2 separate regions of the Homo sapiens genome follow, and region 1 is linked to region 2. Evidence: chromatin loops called from intact Hi-C (ENCODE). Cell type or tissue: heart left ventricle. All regions are shown on one strand. Each heading gives the region's core, and the rest is flanking DNA. Links, peaks and the distances in the headings are about the cores only. Region 1 overlaps CECR2 (CECR2 histone acetyl-lysine reader). Region 2 has its middle 8.4 kb from the start of LINC00528.

Region 1 (2,904 bases), core at 191-2,690, 230 kb after region 2:
AATAATACCAGGATAAAAGGCTCAAAAATTTGTTAGCCAGTAACAACAGAGTATCAGTGGGGACAATCAGACACCAAACAACTGGAGGTTAAAAGGAGAGTGAACAGATCACTGCCTAGAAAGGGACAGCCCCAAGCATGGGTTTGGAAACGGGTACTAATTGTGGTGAAATTTTTATGGAATGAGGATTACTTCCACAGCCAATTACAGATGCTCCTCAGCTTCCAGTGGGGTCACCTCCGGATAAACCCATCATGAGTTGAAAATATTGTCAGCTGGAAATGCACTGAATCCACCTAACCCACCAAATATCACAGCTTAGCCTGCCTCAAGCATGCTCAGCAAACTTATGCTAGCCCACAGTTGAGCCTCCTTTTTTATTTTTATTTTTGAGACGGAGTCTTCCTGTCGCTCAGGCTGGAATGCAGTGGCGCGATCTTGGCTCACTGCAACCTCCGCATCCCAGCTTCCAGCGATTGTCCTGCCTCAGCCTCCCAAGTAGCCAGGATTACAGGCACCCGCCACCACGCCCCGCTAATTTTTGTGTTTTTAGTAGAGGCAGGCTTTTGCCATGTTGGCCAGGCTGGTCTCGAACTCCTGAGCTCATATGATCTACTTGCCTTGGCCTCCCAGAGTGCTGGGATTACAGGTGTGAGCCAGCACACCTGGCTGAGCCTCCTTTATCACACAGTGTTGAATATGTCATGGAGTTTATTGAATACCGTACAGAAGGTGAAAGAGAATTGTTGCACGAGGACTTCAAGTACAGTTTCTGCAGAATGTGTCTCATTTTCAAAAACTCCTAAGTTGAATGATCATTAAACTGGGACAGTCTGCATTTAAGGACAAAACAGGAGTTCTGGTGTCTTAAGACTGTAGCTGATTTCTAAGAATGTAGCTACTTTCTTTTTTTGGGACACAGTCTCACTCTGTCACCCAGGCTGGAATGCAGTGGTGCGATCTCGGCTCACTGCAAGCTCCGCCTCCCGGGTTCACGCCATTCTCCCGCCTCAGCCTCCCGAGTAGCTGGGGCTACAGGTGTGTGCCGCCACGCGCGGCTAATTTTTTGTATTTTTAGTAGAGACGGGGTTTCACCGTGTTAGCCAGGATGGTCTCGATCTCCTGACCTCGTGATCCGCCCGCCTCAGCCTCCCAAAGTGCTGGGATTACAGACGTGAACCACCGCGCCTGGCTGAATGAAGCTACTTTCAAACTGTTCTCCCAGTAACTGGAAATAAAACATAAATGACCTTGGCAGGTATAAGATTGCCCGCTTGCTTAGGCTGGAGCTCCCACTTCTGGCCATGTGTGTGCACAGCGGGCTCCAGGCTGGAGCTGCCCCGCTGCCCCACTGTTATACTCCTTTCCCATCCCAGGCACCCTAAAGCCTGCAAGGAGAGAAGTCGTGCACCTCAGGTGTAGTAACCTTCTGAAGGCGGACGCCTTTACCAGTGAGATGCTGACGGCCGGGCCAGCTTCGCAAGGATCGGCTGTGAGGAGCGTTTTATCCCTGACATGGTTTAGAACTGCCAGTCAGTACATGACTGTTTTGAAGTTCTCTGGAACCATATTCCTCTGTCTCATGCACAGGACCCGTGCCCCGCCTCCGTGGATTCTGGATGCATGAGAATGGACGAGGGGTGGCATTTCAGCTGGTGGCCTTGTGGCCTAGTTCACGCCTTCGTCCTGATGGAAGTCTGGGTTTGCCCTGATATGGAAATGACACATGGACAGACACACCACACACACAGAGGAGCCTTGCTATTTTAAGCATGTACTTTATACAAAATAACCAGTTCATATGGAAATAAATCTACAGACCTCCAAGGATCAAAAAGCTTTTTAAAAAGTTCTTTTAAAAAATTATCCAACACACAATATTGAACTAACTATTGAGGTAAGTGTCGCTCTCAGTGAAACAGGGAATCAGCAGACCACGACAAAATATACACAATATAAAAATAAATAGCATTCCCCTTTCCAGTACTGGCCAGAAGGTTCACATGGTTTCTGCTTTTGCAGCAGGAGCAGAGGCTCCAGACACTGTGTGCCAAGGCTGCTGGGGACTGACCGGGGCCCCAGGAGCTACGCACAAGGCAGGAGAGTGAGGTACCTGAGCCCTGGCTAGGGAAGGGAAAGGAAGGGAAGGGAAGGGAAGGGAAGGGGCTGCATGGTTTCCTGAACGGGGGTCAGCATTTCAATAACTTATGCAATATCCATACCCCTGCTCCCACCCCACCCACCCCTGTCAACAACACAAGCAAGGACAATCAACTGCTCGTCAGCCGTTCTGACGTTAGAGTTCAGTTAGTCCTCTTGTGCAGGACAAGAGGGAGAAACTAGGTAGGAAAAGGTCAAGCCGAGCCCGGAACAGTCCCTCCGCACATCTGTCTAGCACAGAGCAGGATCAACATCCAGCCTGGAGGCAAAACTTGTGTCCCAGCTTAATTTAAAAAATGAAGGTCCGGTGTGTTGGCTCACGCCTGTAATCCCAGCATGTTGGGAGGCCAAGGCGGGTGGATCACCTGAGGTCAGGAGTTTGAGACCAGCCTGGCCAACATGGTGAAACCCCGCCTCTACTAAAAATACAAAAATTAGCTGGGAGTGGTGGTGCGCGCTTGTAGTCCCAGCTACTTGGGAGGCCGAGGCAGACGAATCCCTTGAACCTGGGAGGTGGAGGTTGCAGTGAGCCGAGATCGTGCCATTGCACTCCAGTCTGGGGGACAAGAGCAAGATTTCGTCTCAAAAAAAAAAAAAAAAAAAAGAAAAGAAAAAAAACGGGATGCAGTAACATTCACCCAAACACTACTGTCCCAAGGGGAAAGTGCGTGAGGCTTGGTGTCCTATGGCTGCACGGCAGAGTCCAACCCAAAAAAGAAATAGGGAGCCCAGCTTTTTCTCACG
Region 2 (2,904 bases), core at 279-2,778:
CTCTCTAACCCCTCCCTCGGTGTGTTGCATTGTTGGGAGCACGGCTGACCCTGTGACCATCCAGGGGCGCCATGCAGGGAGGGAAAGACCGCAGCAGCTCTGTGCACGTGAGCCACACCGCCTACAGGCAGCTAGAAGCCACTCAGTGGAAGCTGGCTCCCAGTCCTTCCAGCTGCGTTCCCAGCTATTCCAGAACAAAGAAAGGCCTGGCTGGGACAAATGTGGGCGTGTCAGGTAGAACAGAGGACAAAAATGGATGAGCAGCTCAAAGTGCATATCCTGTGGCCCTAGAGGACATCCCGTACAAGGAGAGCTGGGTCACTTGCCTGTTGGGAAAGGAAATGGGGCTTGGTAGTCACCTGACCCCCAGGCTCTTGTTCCTCAGAAGGGCTTGCTTGTCAGAGCTGCACCAGGCAGCCTTGGGCTGCAGTTCACAGCCACCTCAGGTGGCAGGAAATGATAAGTATTGCTTTAGGGAGGACACCAGAAAGGAAGGCTGCTGGGCCAGGCCAGAGCCACTGTCAGAAGCACACAAAAAGGCCACACGCCGTGGCGCACGCCTGTAATCCCAGCACTTCTGGAGACCGAGGCATGAGGGTCACCTGAGGTCAGGAGTTCAAGACCAGCCTGGCCAATATGGCGAAACCACGTCTCTACTAAAAATACAAAAATTAGCTGGGTGTGGTGGCACACTGGAGAGCCTGAGGCAAGAGAATTGCTTGAACCTGGGAGGTGGAGGTTGCAGTGAGCCAAGATTGTGCCACTGCACCCTGGGTGACAGTGAGACTCTGTCAAAAAAAAAAAAAAAAAAGTATAGGCTCTATCATTTTTAAATTTTAAAAACTATTTTAAAACAAAAAACAAGAAGCTCTTCTTTCATGAACCACCACATCTTTAACAGCTCCAAAGTCCCTCCTGAACCCTGAATCCTCACATAGTCCCATCTTAAGAATCAGCCAAAAATGAAGGGACAAGACATGCCATTTTATTCCATTTTATAAGCTGGCCACACTGGCCCACGTGCTAGACCCTCCCCTCTTCGTGTCCCCTGCTCGGATGACCTCCCCAGTGATGCCCAGTGAGGAGGGTGAGGCCATACCACCCAAACACTGGCCGGGGGCCGGAGCCTCCTGCCGCACACAGCACAGGAGCCTATGAGACCAGGCCCGTGGCCCTCCCAACAGCCTGTGGCTGCTCAGCTTCACCAGGAGCTTTTTCAGCAGCCTCTTCGTGTGCCCCCTGCCCCAAGGTCTTCCTGCAGCGGGGGCTTTGCCGGGGAAGGCAGAGGAGTCCAGTTGCTGTGGGTAGGCCACATGTGCCACAGCCACACTGCCAGAGAAGCCACCTACTGCCAGGACGGAGGAGGAAGACAGTCCCTGTGCTGCACACACAGCCCCTTTTCATGCCCCCGCGGCGTCCGAGCCACAGAGTGCACATCCAGTACTGGAGCAGGCTGTTTCCAGCCGTGGGGCCCAGGGTGGGGCCAGGGTGGGGTGGCTCAGGACTAGGTGGATGGGGCTGAGGGCCTCCCTGGACAGTCAACACCTGAACCGTGGTGAGGCTGCCAGTATTGAGTGGTCCCCAAAGTAGCCAGGGATAGCATCCTCCAGACGCGTAGGTGCGTGTGGAGCTACCTCGCGCAGCTGTGTGACACGAGACTGACTGAAGCTGCTGGTGTCTGCCCACCCACAAGAGGGCGGCAGGGAGCACAAGTTAGGTGAGCACCAGCTCGGTGTCCTGGCGGGATGTGTTCCTGTCTCTTCCCCCGACGTCAGCCTGGTCACAGCACTCACCCGGCCGGCGCCTCGCATTCCTCCCACCGACTTGGGACTGCTGACCAACTTAGGATGGGGGAGCACGTGGGAAGGCTGGAGGTTCCGGAGTCGGGCCCCGTGTAGATGCACAGATGCCTCCTGATGGGAGAACCCTAGGAGGACTCGGGAGGCAGCCCCCTGCAGCTCGAGGCCAGCCTCCCTGTTTCACGAACTTGCTGGGCCCCCGTGGAGTCCGTGTTCCCAGAGGGTTCAGCCGGCCCCATTGCCCCAGCCACCCCTCCACCCAGGCAGCAGGTCAGAGCTGGTGTCCCAGCAGCAGCTCCAGGGACAGGCCACGGGTCCCTGGGTCTTCACAAGGCCATCGTCAAGGATGAGGGATTTGTCCAGATGGGTGCTGGAGTGTCAGCGTTGAGGGGCTGCTCAACCCACAGGCACCCGGCCCAGCAGGCGAGAGGAGCCTCTCAGTGGTCAGCCCCCATGAGTGTCCAGGGCCTGCCTTTCTTTTCTTTTTTCTTTTTTCTTTTTTTTTTTTTTGAGACAGAGTTTTGCTCTTGTTGCCCAGGCTGGAGTGCAATGGCGCGATCTCGGCTCACCACAACCTCCGCCTCCCAAGTTCAAGTGATTCTCCTGCCTCAGCCTCCTGAGTAGCTGGGATTACAGGCACACGCCACCATGCCCGGCTAATTTTGTATTTTTAGTAGAGATGCGGTTTCTCCATGTTGGTCAGGCTGATCTCGAACTCCCGACCTCAGGTGATCCGCCCACCTCAGCCTCCCAGAGTGCTGGGATTACAGGCGTGAGCCACTGCGCCCGGCCCAGGGCCTGCCCCTCTAGCCCCCGGTTGTCTCCCCGGCAGAGTGGCTGCCAGGTCTTTCTCGGGAGAAAAGGAGAGAGAGGCACCTGGCAGCCAGCAGCTCCCTTTCCCCAGTGGGTCTCACTTCTTTTAAAAATGTTTTTAGAGAATTAAATACCTTTCAAAAATGTATCTCGGACCAAACTTGTTCCCTCGGGGGGCTGGGATGCCTTCCACCCGGAGGCCCCAGCACAGGGACCACCTGCCCAGCCAGACCGCCTCAGCAGGCAGCTCCTGCAGGTCCCGACTCTCTCGGCTCCTCCATGGCCAGTCATT

Evidence for each region. Peaks named below come from ENCODE experiments on the same cell type or tissue, not always from the same donor. Only the 100,000 strongest peaks of a DNase experiment are listed, where the experiment ranks them.
Region 1: a loop joins it to region 2, with 5 times the contacts of the local background. A loop is called at or near these places in 25 of 110 quality-filtered maps.

What each region holds. Positions count from the first base shown.
Region 1 is chr22:17,557,006-17,559,909 of GRCh38, reverse strand. It overlaps CECR2 (CECR2 histone acetyl-lysine reader), which reads right to left. Exons shown (of 19, transcript NM_001290047.2): 19 at 1,759-2,904. Among named protein-coding and RNA genes, the nearest start is that of SLC25A18, 5.0 kb to the left of the region's middle. In heart left ventricle, for the core only: a CTCF peak has its summit at 1,314; a DNase peak (open chromatin) is centred at 1,299.
Region 2 is chr22:17,784,192-17,787,095 of GRCh38, reverse strand. No RefSeq gene overlaps it. Among named protein-coding and RNA genes, the nearest start is that of LINC00528, 8.4 kb to the right of the region's middle. RefSeq lists enhancers at 434-483, 1,734-1,843, 1-2,185. In heart left ventricle, for the core only: a CTCF peak has its summit at 1,685 (motif pointing right); DNase peaks (open chromatin) are centred at 1,695 and 2,104; H3K27ac peaks cover 1,203 bases.